Linked DNA regions of Homo sapiens: all the other regions are linked to region 2. Evidence: read pairs that join two places in POLR2A ChIA-PET (ENCODE). Cell type or tissue: GM12878. All regions are shown on one strand.

Region 1 (4,000 bases), 69 kb before region 2:
CACTTTTATAAGCCAAATAAATTCTATCACAAAATGTGACTTCTCTTTGAGTGAGTTAGTAAACTCTGTATTTTTGTTTTAACGTACCCATTTTCAGATTTTAACTACAACAGCTCCCTTAACTGACCTCTATTTAACTGTCTGGCCTTAGCCAACACTTTTTTTTTTTTTTTTTTGGCCCATGGCATGCTGACCATTCTTAACCAGTATGCTATTTTTTGTATTATCAGGTACTTCTGTTCTCACTAGTTGGGTTACATGCTTAACAAGTCAGTTGGTTGTTCCCAAACCTGTTTATGCCAGTTTACTTGTTATAGTTCTTACATATCTTAAACATTATTCATGTCTAATGACTACGAGTGCAAAAAGGAACAGTTGTTTCTATATACTAAGTTAAATGTAAACTAAGTAGGCCAGGCGCGGTGGCTCATGCCTGTAATCCCAGCACTTTGGGAGGCTGAGGTGGGTGGATCACTTGAGGTCAGGAGTTTGAGACCAGCCTGGCCAACACAGTGAAACCCCATTTCTACTAAAAATACAAAAATTAGCCGGGCGTGATGGCACGTGGCTATAGTCCCAGCTACTTGGGAGGCTGAAGCAGAAGAATTGCTTGAACCTGGGAGGTCGAGGTTGCAGTGAGCTGAGACCACAGAACTGCACTCCAGCCTGGGTGACAGAGCAAGACTGTCTCAAAAACAAAACAAAACAAAACAAAAAAACAAAAAAAGAACAACAAAATGTAAACTAAGTAGAATGACTCAACGAAGGTGAGTTATTCTTTTAAAGGGTGTTGAATTGGAGAAAAGTGATGTAACTGCAAAATATAAGGGGAAATCATAAAAAGTTAGAAGGAGCCTATACTTAGAGTTTTTCAAAAGTTATCTTCAGGCTTTTATTCCACATTAGAGAAATCAAAACTGTAAATAGCAAATCATGTGTGAGGAACATGAGAACAGCTTCTCCCAACTCCACAAAGAGATGGCATTAGCTCAATGTTAAAAAGTTTAAAAATGAATTTACATTTATATTTTTAAGTTAAAATTTTAGAATGTTACTTACAAGATGTATTATTTTTAAATATTCAGTAACCTACAAAGTAACTGTCCCAGCCTCAACAAATAAAAAGGCTTCAAACATTTTTTTTTCCTGAAGCCCTTAAACTGGTTTGATATACCCACCAGATAAAAACTACATGTCTATGCAAAATAACAATATGTAGTAAAAACCACAGTAAAATCACTTTATGGAAAAAAGTATTAGAATGTATATTCTACAAGGACAAGGATCTTTATCTTATCCACGGATGTATCCTGAACACGTAGAACAGTTCCTGGTATGTAGCTGACACTCAATAAATATTTGTTGAATGAAGAAGAAAAGGAACTTACTGTGATGACAGCCTTGCTAAGACAGATGGATCCTCTGCAGCCATACTCTGTTTCATCTTCAGATTTGTAGTAACTCAGAGCATTATTTTTCAAAACTACCCAACGATCCTGCCACCCATGAATGTAGTTTGTCCACTGGGAGTGGGAAGGGGAAGGGAAGAGAGAAGAAAACAAAAAATAGAAGTATTTTAGAAATCCAAACTTTGTGAAACAGCAATCTAATTTTAAAACCAAAACGTGAAAAGTCCAACTTAATTCTAAGCATAAACAGTAAAATGATTACAAAAAGTGAAAAGTTGAGATTTTCTAGATTGCATAATGATTTTCAGTAATTTTTACAATATTATAAATAAATCTGTAAGAAATAAAATATAACATTTTCTTCTAACATTTGAAGAATAAAACGAAAGCCAGATTTTGGTTAAAATTATTGTTTATTCTTCGTATGCTTTCATCCTCTCCTAAGTACCTTCATGATATTTGTTTTGGTCCTTGTCATAATTAACATATTCAACAGAGAAGTATGTTCAGTTATGTATGTAGTCTCTCATTCTGACACCAAAGACTGCATGAAGCCTTCTAAATCAACGGAAGTATAAAGTCAATTATTGCTAAACTCTACTTTTGTTGTTATTCCTATATGAAAATTTATAACAGCTGTAACTATATCAAAATAAAAATAATAATCTTTAGTAAGCTGGCATCAACTTTAACTTTTCCTCTACAGAACTGAATAATATTAAAAATGGCCAATACATTTTCCAAGTTCCTCTGAACATGCATTTTTCAAACTCAAGAGTAATAAAACAAAAATAAAATTGCTTTTCAAAAACATATTGGATTGTCTTCAATACCTTAAGAGTTTCTGTGTTGCTAAAGTCTTGCTGCAAAGTGAAGATCACAATAAACTGGAAAAGGCAGAAATGTAACCTTTACAGGAATACTTATTTTTGCATGTTTTTATCTATGCTCTGGGGTGTTAAGTATAGAAAAATCTCAAAAACTATCTGCCAATTCCAAAAACTAATTAAAAATGGATTGCCAAAATATACTGCATTGGCTCAGGCTCTATATCCACTGAGAAATCTTTTATTTTTCTGTTCTCTAATTAAGCATTTTTGAGATTGATTCACTTCTTAAATTTTCTTTTATTTAGTATTTTCTTGAGACAGGGTCTCGCTCTGTCACCCAGGATGGAGTGCAGTGGCACCATCTCAGTTTACCGCAATCTCCTGGGCTCAATCCTCCCACCTCAGCCTCCCAAGTGATTGAGACTACAGGTGTGCACCCCCACATCTGGCTAATTTTTTGTAGAAATGAGGTTTCGCTATGGTGCCAAGGCTCGTCTCAAACTCCTGGGCTCAAGCGATCTGTCTTCCTTGGTCTCCCAAAGTGCTGGGACTACAGGTGAGCCACCATCCCTAGCCAGTTCTTAATTTTTCTAAGCCCCATCATTACAACCACTCTCTGAGAACTCACCCAAGCCAACATTTAACTCATTCTAGTGGCTCCCAATCACCATTTCCTTATTTCTAACTGCTTGAGATGTACCACCACTTAGACACGGGCTTGAAATAAATGATAGTTACCAATAAAACTGAATTCACCTTCCTATAAAGTATACTTCCTTCCTATTTTCCTACTTCCTTGGGGAGACTGCTACTTCTGCTCAGAGTTAGTGTATTAGATATACAAACAGATTAGTGGATATAGGATAAAATAGGCTCAACTATTTTATAACTCATGTGAAGAGAGTTTTGACAAGTTACTTTTGTAAACTTCAGTTTCTTTGCCTGTTGACTGACGGCCGAATAAAATAATGAAAATGCCTAGCATAGTCACAGAAGATACTCAATACCTAAGTGTTCCTTCTCAATATTTATAGCCCATTACCAAAAGCTGCTCATCTTTCCTTCATAGTAAACCCTTAAATTTGCCTCCTCTTCTCATTTTCAACTATTCCAATCAAATTATCCAGTTCCTGTATTCCTTAGGAGACTTAATAATTTTTTCTCTAGTATCTTCTGTTTTTTTCATAATTTACACAAGCTTATTTACTTACTAAGCATATTTGCCTACTTTTCTTACATTGATCGTATTGAGTCTCTAGCTCCAAAACTTACATGGACAACTTCCCACTGACTGTCATACAAATTGTTTAGGGCATTCAAGACCCTTCATGGATTAATCCTACCTCATTTACAATTACCACACTTCATAAGGCTAAACTTTGTGACAGTGGTCAAGTTACTTATTCTCTTTGTGTTCTTTTTTTCTTTGTCAAATTCTCTTAGAGTTAAGTTTAAACAAGAATAGACTTAGAACAGTGCCTGGACATAGTATTTTCTGAATCTGAGGAAGAGTTATACATAGCTAATGAAGCTTAACCTTCAGCATTTCTCACTAGAATAGAACTCTTTCAATGTTAGAGGAGAAGCCCCAGCAATTATGTATCCATAACTTAATATTAGTTCTTATAAGAGACTGAACAAACTGTATCAGCTTCAGGACCCTTTACTCAGTAAGTATTAGCTGTATCATGACACCTGGAAGACAAGTTTTTTGTCTTTTCTCTGCTCTCATAATGTTCCCTCACTCTTCCCCATTTAACA
Region 2 (4,000 bases):
GGGGATTGTTGTGTGGTGGGGGGAAGGGGGAGGGATAGCATTAGGAGATATACCTAATATTAAATGACGAGTTAATGGGTGCAGCACACCAACATGGCACATGTATACATATGTAACTAACTTGCACGTTGTGCACATGTACCTTAAAACTTAAAGTATAATTAAAAAAATATATGATAGAATGATGACCTTGAGTCATTAATAAAAAACAATGCTTAATACATTCTATTTTTGGAAAACAACAAAAACAAAAACAAAAAACTGGCCTATAAATGAAATGTCCTTGAATTGAAAATGCACATATTAATGTGTTTCTTATGAATGCATTGATCAATATGTCCATTTAGGTTTGTGTATTTTTTTCCATGTGGTCAATTTTCTTTCAGTCTACTTCAAATTACCATGCAAGGAGATTTGGTGTTCGTGCAGCCATGCCAGGATTTATTGCTAAGAGGCTGTGCCCACAACTTATAATAGTGCCCCCCAACTTTGACAAATACCGAGCTGTGAGTAAAGAGGTAAGTTAATGTCTCACCCCTACTTTAGGCTTTCACTGAGTTCCTGTCACCTACAGAATCTCAAGTCCAAGTGCCTTAGCACGTAGGATTTGGTCTTAGCTTATCCTTTCAGTTGAGCCTCCTATCACTTCTTCAGCTTGTATATTGAATACTGAGCTGCATATAGCATCCAGAATACATCATTCTTTTTCCCAATTCTTTGCCTTTCCATGCAGTTTTCATTTGCTTAGAAAACTTCCCATTTCCTCAAACTTTGAACTGCCTTAATGATAATATAAAATTAAATTTAGCTATTTTTTCTTAATGTACAATATACATTTTTTCTAGAACCACATTTTATTTATAACTTACAGAATCTACTCATCATTAATTTCAACCTATTGTCTGAATAATTACTTATTAATGTTGTTAAACAGTGACAAAATTCATGTATTTTGATTAGCCTACTTTACTTGCCCCATAATCATTTGCTGTCTAAGAGACTGATAATTGAAAAGGGAGTAATCCATTGCTTCAAAAAGGATCTTTGAAGTAGATTTGATTATTTACTAAAATTGCCAAACTGTCATATGTGAAAACCGCCATTTTTTCTATTTTTTATGACAACTGGTCTATCATGCAGTGCTGGAATTTAATTTTTGAATTAAAATTTTAGACTACTACATCAAATACTTTTAGACTGCTATAGTAAAATGTGTTTAAGACTGCTGCCTGAATGGAAACACTTAAAAAAACTGTGACCTAATACTTATTACTCTTTAGTTATACCAGGGGTCTTTAAATTCACCCCTCTTATTTGTATTCCACCTCATTTTCCCTAGAAGTGACACTATTCCAAGTTTAAACACAGGTTTGTTTGTTTTTTTTCTGTCCAAGGCAGTCTGTGACAGCAAGTGCTTTTTGCATACCTCTGAAAAGGTGGTGGAGGAGAGGGGAGCACACTTACATTTGGTTACTGCTTATCTCTTTCATTGTATTCCTAATTAAAAAGAGATAAAATACTAATCATAAATATAGCCTTTTAAGAAGTTTTAAAAATCCTACAAAAGTTTAGTAAGAAAAGGTATTTTTTAAAGTCGTACTTTAACTCAGCAAAACTTCTGGCAGTATGCCAGTGAAAACCAAAGTGTTTTTAGTTATTTTAGTCTGGTTATTTATGTAAGTCAGAGAACTCTTCAAATTTGAGCCGGATCTAGCTAGTTTATATGCAGATAACAAATGAGTTCTTCTGTGTAAATGAACTGTAGAACAAATTCATCACTGCCTATGGATACATAAATATTCATGACTTGGTTAGAAAATTTAAGAAAAAGCCCTCCCGTTTTTTTTGACACAGGGTCTCACCCCATAGCCCAGGCTGGAGTGCCGTGACTCGATCATACCTCACTATAACCTTAAACTCTTGAGTTAAGCAATCCTCTGGCCTCAGCCTCCTGAGTAGCTAGATTGACAGGCATGCATCACCACACCCACCTAATTTTAAAATTTTTTTGCAGAGATAGGGTTTTCCTATGTTGCTCAGGCTAGGCTTAAACTCCTGGCCTCAAAAAATTATCCTGCCCAGGCCTCCCAAAGTGCTGGGATTACAGGCATGAGCCATCATGCCCAGTTAGCCATTTTTGTTTTATCCAAAATATTGGAGCTTTAAGTGCTTGATTTTTACTGGAACGTCTCTTTTAATTCTTACAGCAATATCCTATGTAAAGGAAGTTAATAAATACTCAACAGTGTCTCTAGGGAGTACTTCTCATTCAGAATCTTAGTTGGCTGCCAGTTACAGACTTCACAGAGTTTCATTTTCATTGGAAAGATTCTATTTGAGCACATTATAACAAGAACAAAGCTAATTAAGGCACTCTCTGAGTAAAACTTGGCCAAGTTTATATCACCATTTTCTAAAATTCCCTTTGACTCAGCTGTTCATAATTATATTAAGCTAAAAACCTTTGTTTTTATAAAAGAAGAAACAGTTTTCTCATGATACAGTAGACAGTTTTAAAAGCTAAATGGAAGCTTAACGTAATTCAGCAAATATGTTTTCTAATATAAATTTTTTTTGAGGCAGGGTCTCACTCTGTCACCCAAGCTGGAAAATATGCATATTATTTTGACAACCATTGCCTCTAATTATAGCTAATACTTAAGTGGTTAGAAAAAAAAGTCATAGTTTTATGTAGTAACACTATGTTATATAAAAGGCATTTCTGAATTAAAAGCCACTATAATTCTAATCTTTATATGTATTTCTTTTATCCTAAGATGTTACTCCAGACTTTTCCCCATCATTTAAGGTAATCATGGAGTACACTATAGATTGTCATTTTTTTCCATTCCAGATCTTAATAAGTAATAGGAAATAGAAAACATTCCTTTTCCTGTATGGATTAATGCATTAATTAATGTTAAGTGGACTTTTATGTGCATGTTATAATTAATTGGAATATTTTCTAAAGCAACATAGTACCTTTATATAAGATTATTCCTTTTTAAAATGAACCAAAAACAATAAATCACAAAAGGCAGGAGGGAATAGAATCCTATCATTCCCACTTCAGCTTCTGACGAGCTACCTAAAACCTTAACCATTTTTTTGTATGGGCCTACCAGATAATGTTTTCTGAGATTTATTTGAATTGCTTATTATAACTAGATATAGGTAGCTAAATAGAGATTGTATCAAATGAAGCTATTTTATGGTCTTCTGCCTTCATGGTCTATTTTAATACAAAAGGAAATTTTGAAAATATTCCCTGGTAGTGGATTATTTATTCCTTAAATCCATGAACTATTGACTGCAGGATTGTTACTGTAGTTGCAAACTAAGAATATTAACATTTCTTATCAGCTACATATGACAGAAGAAGTTTGCTATCACAGCAAAATTTAAACTTTTTTTTGTTTCCTTTGAAGGTTAAGGAAATACTTGCTGATTATGATCCCAATTTTATGGCCATGAGTCTTGATGAAGCCTACTTGAATATAACAAAGCACTTAGAAGAAAGACAAAATTGGCCTGAGGATAAAAGAAGGTATTTCATCAAAATGGGAAGCTCTGTAGAAAATGGTAAGCAACTTATTAAGACTATCAAACCAAGAAGCAGTGAAAAAAAAAAACCCACAACTCTTTGAATTAATCCAATTAATTTATTAGCCTGCATAGGTAGAAGGGATAGATATGTACCTTTATAAAAATGTAAAATCAGAAAATTTTAAAAATACCAGTGGGTTTTCTGAGTTAAACATGTGGAATATCACATATAAACAAAATGTGATTGTTAAATCTCTGAGCTTAAGAGTCTGCAGAGTCCCTGAACAAAGTAATTTTATAGCAGTTATTTTCCTAAGGTCTAACTAACAAAGAGTTTGGATGGCATTGAAGCTGAGGAAGTTGTCTGTTTAAAGCGGCCTTTTCTTGTTGTTAGAAAAGACTAGCCTCAAACATATCAAAACATTGGATGATTCTATTTTTCTTCATTTTCCTA
Region 3 (4,000 bases), 54 kb before region 2:
TGTATGATTTGTCCTTTCCTGAGAGTAGGGTGTTGAAGTCTCCTACTATTATTATATTGCACTCTATCTCTCCCTTTATGTCTATCAATATTTGCTTTATAGACTTGGGTATTCTGGTATTGGATGCTTAGATATTAATTGTTATATCCTTTTGCTGAATTGACCTGTTTATCATAATATAGTGACCTTCTTGCTCACTTTTTGGAGTCTTTGACTTATAGTCGTATTTTATCTGATATGTTAGCTACTCCTGCTCTTTTCTGGTTTCCCCTTGCATGGAATACCTTTTTCCAGCCCTTCACTTAGAGTGTTATGTGTGTCTGTGTAGGTGAAGTGGATTTCTTGTGGGAATTGTATGGTTTGGTCTTGTTTCTTTATCCAGTCATCTACTCTGTGTCTTCTAATTGGAGACTTGAGTTCATTTACATTCAGTGTTATTATTGGTAAGTAAGAACTTATTATTGCCATTTTATTGCATGTTTTGTGGTTGTTTTGTACTCCTCTCTTTTCCTTTCTGTGTTCTTTTGTGGTTAAGTGATTTTCTCTGATAGTATGTTTTAATTAATTGCTGTTTATTTTTAGTGTATCTATTATAGGTTTTTGCACTGTGGTTACCGTGAGGTTTATTAAAAAGTTTTAGAGCTATGACAAGTTATTTTAAAACAATGACAACTTATCTTAGATAGCAAAGAAAAAAATAGAAACTAACAAAGAAATTTAAAAACTTCTACACTTTAACTCTATCACCCCTAAAATTTTGACTTTTTATTGTCTCAACTTACATATTTTTATATTGCCTGTCTCTTAACAGGTTGCTGTAGCTACGATTGTTTTTAACAAGTTTGTCTTTTAGACTTCATACTAGAATTATGGGAGGACCAAAAACAATTATAGTATTAGAGCATCCTGGGTTTATCTATGTACTTACCTTTACCAGAGGATTTTATTTATTTTATTTTTGTTTTCAGAGACAGGGTCTTGCCTTGTCACCGAGGTTGGAGTGCAGTGGCATAATCATAGCTCACTGTAGTCTCGAACTCCTGGGCTCAAATGATTCTCCCACCTTAGCCTCCCAAGTATCTGGGACTACAGGCATTTGCCACCATGCTCAGGTAATTAGAAAAAAAATTTTTTTTAGAGATAAGGTCTTATGATGTTGCCCAGGATAGTCTTAAACTCCTGGCCTCAGGCAGTCCTCCTGACTTAGCTTTCCAAGTAGCTAGTATTACAGGCATGAACCACAGTGCCTGTAATAGACTAGCAATGAGTTTTATACCTTTAAATGTTTTCTTTTTGCACATTTTTTTTCTCTGAGATTGAAGAACTCCCTTTAGTGTTTCTTGTAAAATGAGTCTGGTGATGGTGAATTTTCTCAGTGCTTGTTTGTCTGGGAAAGACTTTATCTTTCCTTTTTTGTAGTTGAAGGATGGGTTTGCTGAATATAATATTCTTCAATGGCAGTTGTTTCTTTCAGCACTTTGAAAATGTCATCCCACTCTCTCCTGGCTTATTTGGTTCCCATTGTGGAGTCTGTTGCCAAACAAATTGAAGCTCCTTTATATGTTATTTGCTTTTTTTTAACTTGCTACTGTTAAGAGCCTCTCTTTGTCCTTGACATTTGAGAGTTTGATTATTATATGCCTTGGGGTAGTTTTATTTAGGTCAAATCTGTTCGTGTTCTCTGGCCTGAATATTGATATTTTTCTTAGATTTTGGGAAGCTTTATTTTTTTGAATAAACTTTCTACTCCTGCTCTTGCTCAGCTCCTTGAATACCAGTAATTCTTAGATTTAGTCTTTTGAGGTGATTTTCTATATCTTCTAGGCAATCTTCATTCCTTTTTATTATTTTTTTTCCTCATCTATGTGTTTTAAAATAGCCTGCCTTCTAGCTTACTGATTGTTTTTTTCTGCTTGATCCACTATGTTGTTGAGAGCCTCTAATGAATTTTTTAGTTCAGCAAACGTATTTCTCAGTTCCACCAAGATTTGTTTGATTTTTTATTGTTTCAAACTCTGTTAATTTTCTCTGATACATTTCTAGATTGATTTTTTGTGTTATTTGGGATGTCACTGAGTTTCCATAAAATCACTATTTTGTATTCATGGTCCAAGAGCTCACATATCACTCTCTCGTTAGGGTTAGTCACTGGTTCCTTGCTTTGTCCATTTGAGGAGATAATGGTTTGCTGTTGTTTCTTTTGGATGTACATCTATGTCTTTGCATTGAAACATTATTTATTTATTTTAGTCTTCTCTGACTAGTTTGGTTTTTATTGGACATGTTTGCTTAGAGATTCTTTGTAACTTACCTGTTGAATTTCTTTTTTTTTTTCTGCTAGGTCACTCTGCCTCTTTTTTGGCACTAGATGGAGGCTTAATTCCAGCTTTGCCTCTGCCCTAGTAAAGGATCAGAGTGTTGCCTGTTAGGAATTGGGGAGGTCCCAAAGGTGATATCTCAGCAGTGTAGAAAGGCTGGCTAGGGGTTTGTGCCCAGGGGACCTGTGGAACGTACCTCCTACCTAGTGGTCCTGCCGAACAAGTACTCTGATTTGGTGTCTCCTTTGACTAAGTTAAAGAGCAGAGTTTCCAAGACTGGGAATGGTAGTCCTGCCTTCCCCATCTGTCTCTGAGTGTCCTCAGGGCTGTTTCTCCCTTTGTGTACTCATGATGCTTCCCATGGATTGGGTCAGGGACAGGTCTTCTGTCAGGACCCCAAGATGGTGGGGGAAACTGGTTGTCTACTTCAGTCTCACTTTTTCCAGTTTAGACACTGTGAGTCAGGGAAATTTTCCACATACTTGGTGTCAGGCAGGTTGTGGGGAGGGGTGTCATAGATATTGAATTCTGATTCTTTTTCTGTCTGCTTGGAGTCTTTTTCACTTTTTTGTGTCCCTTGGAACCATTTGATCTACATATTTGAGTTCTGGGCTATTACTAGCAATAATCTCAGCACCATATATTTGTTTTTGGTTTTCTCTAGTGAGGGAATGAAGCCAGCTTACTTCTACTTACTATTTTGGAACCCAAAACCGGTTTCAGAACTCTTAATGGTGTTAATAAAAGCCACTAAAAAGAAGACTGCAAAAATGAGGTTTCTATGCTTTTCTGCTTTCAAAGATGTTATACTGCGGAAAACATTTTGAAAGCTGAAGTATGATATAAAAATGATTTCTTTTCCTACTGGATCATCTTTTTAGGTGATTCCATTTTATTTTTAAATTATTTTATTTTTAGCATATCTCCTAAGAAATAATTCATGAGTAATGATTAAATAAACCCTAGGATGATGCAATACTAAAATACAGAGCATAGGAAAAACAGGATCCCTAAGATTCTATTATGCATCTTAAATTTATAAAGAGGATGAATACATTCATATAGTAATTGTAGGATAGAATCAGTTTTATTCTGTTAAAAAAAAAGAATCCTTTTTTCTTTGGAAGACTTCTAAGAAAATAAGATATAAAATATTAATGTTTACAAATAAATTTGCTCAAAGAAGAAACTCAAAGATAAAAGACACTGGTGGTATATAATGACTAATGTAACTACGTTCTTCAATTTTATTTTACAACCAAAGCTGAGCTGATTTATATTTCCTTCCCCTGTCTCAGGGTTAGCTGTTGTAATTCATTACAAAATAAGAATAATTTGCCTAAATAAGATACTCTTTATCTTAAAGGTCAAAGCACATCATAATATACTGCTAGTTGATTTATCTTTGTCCAATCTAGTAAAATTTTTTGCATTTAAAAATAGAAAATATTATATATGATGTATTTAGTAAACACCTATCCATTGGGATATCTGAATGTCATTTTAGTTAGAAATACCTAAAGTATTAAAATCATTTTTCAGGTTTCCACATAAGAAAGGTATGTCTGTCATGTAGATCGCACTGTAGAAATCAGTTCATAGTAGAACCATACTGTGTAAATTGCAATCTAAGAGAATTATCAAGGACCAAAGTAAAGTCAAGGGGATCAATGACTAATATG

The links. Peaks named below come from ENCODE experiments on the same cell type or tissue, not always from the same donor. Only the 100,000 strongest peaks of a DNase experiment are listed, where the experiment ranks them.
Region 1: POLR2A ChIA-PET joins it to region 2 with 7 read pairs; 11 of 35 experiments call an interaction of 5 or more read pairs at or near these places.
Region 3: POLR2A ChIA-PET joins it to region 2 with 5 read pairs; 10 of 35 experiments call an interaction of 5 or more read pairs at or near these places.

Annotation. Positions count from the first base shown.
Region 1 is chr5:75,504,594-75,508,593 of GRCh38, forward strand. It overlaps CERT1 (ceramide transporter 1), which reads right to left. Exons shown (of 17, transcript NM_001379029.1): 2 at 1,389-1,523. Among named protein-coding and RNA genes, the nearest start is that of CERT1, 5.0 kb to the right of the region's middle. In GM12878, no CTCF peak of the experiment used is centred here; no DNase peak of the experiment used is centred here; H3K4me3 peaks cover 628 bases.
Region 2 is chr5:75,573,352-75,577,351 of GRCh38, forward strand. It overlaps POLK (DNA polymerase kappa), which reads left to right. Exons shown (of 15, transcript NM_016218.6): 5 at 387-518; 6 at 3,429-3,582. Among named protein-coding and RNA genes, the nearest start is that of ANKDD1B, 36 kb to the right of the region's middle. In GM12878, no CTCF peak of the experiment used is centred here; a DNase peak (open chromatin) is centred at 2,270; H3K4me3 peaks cover 1,108 bases; H3K27ac peaks cover 2,264 bases.
Region 3 is chr5:75,519,446-75,523,445 of GRCh38, forward strand. The region is part of intron 1 of POLK (DNA polymerase kappa); the gene reads left to right. Among named protein-coding and RNA genes, the nearest start is that of POLK, 9.6 kb to the left of the region's middle. In GM12878, no CTCF peak of the experiment used is centred here; no DNase peak of the experiment used is centred here; H3K4me3 peaks cover 1,303 bases; H3K27ac peaks cover 900 bases.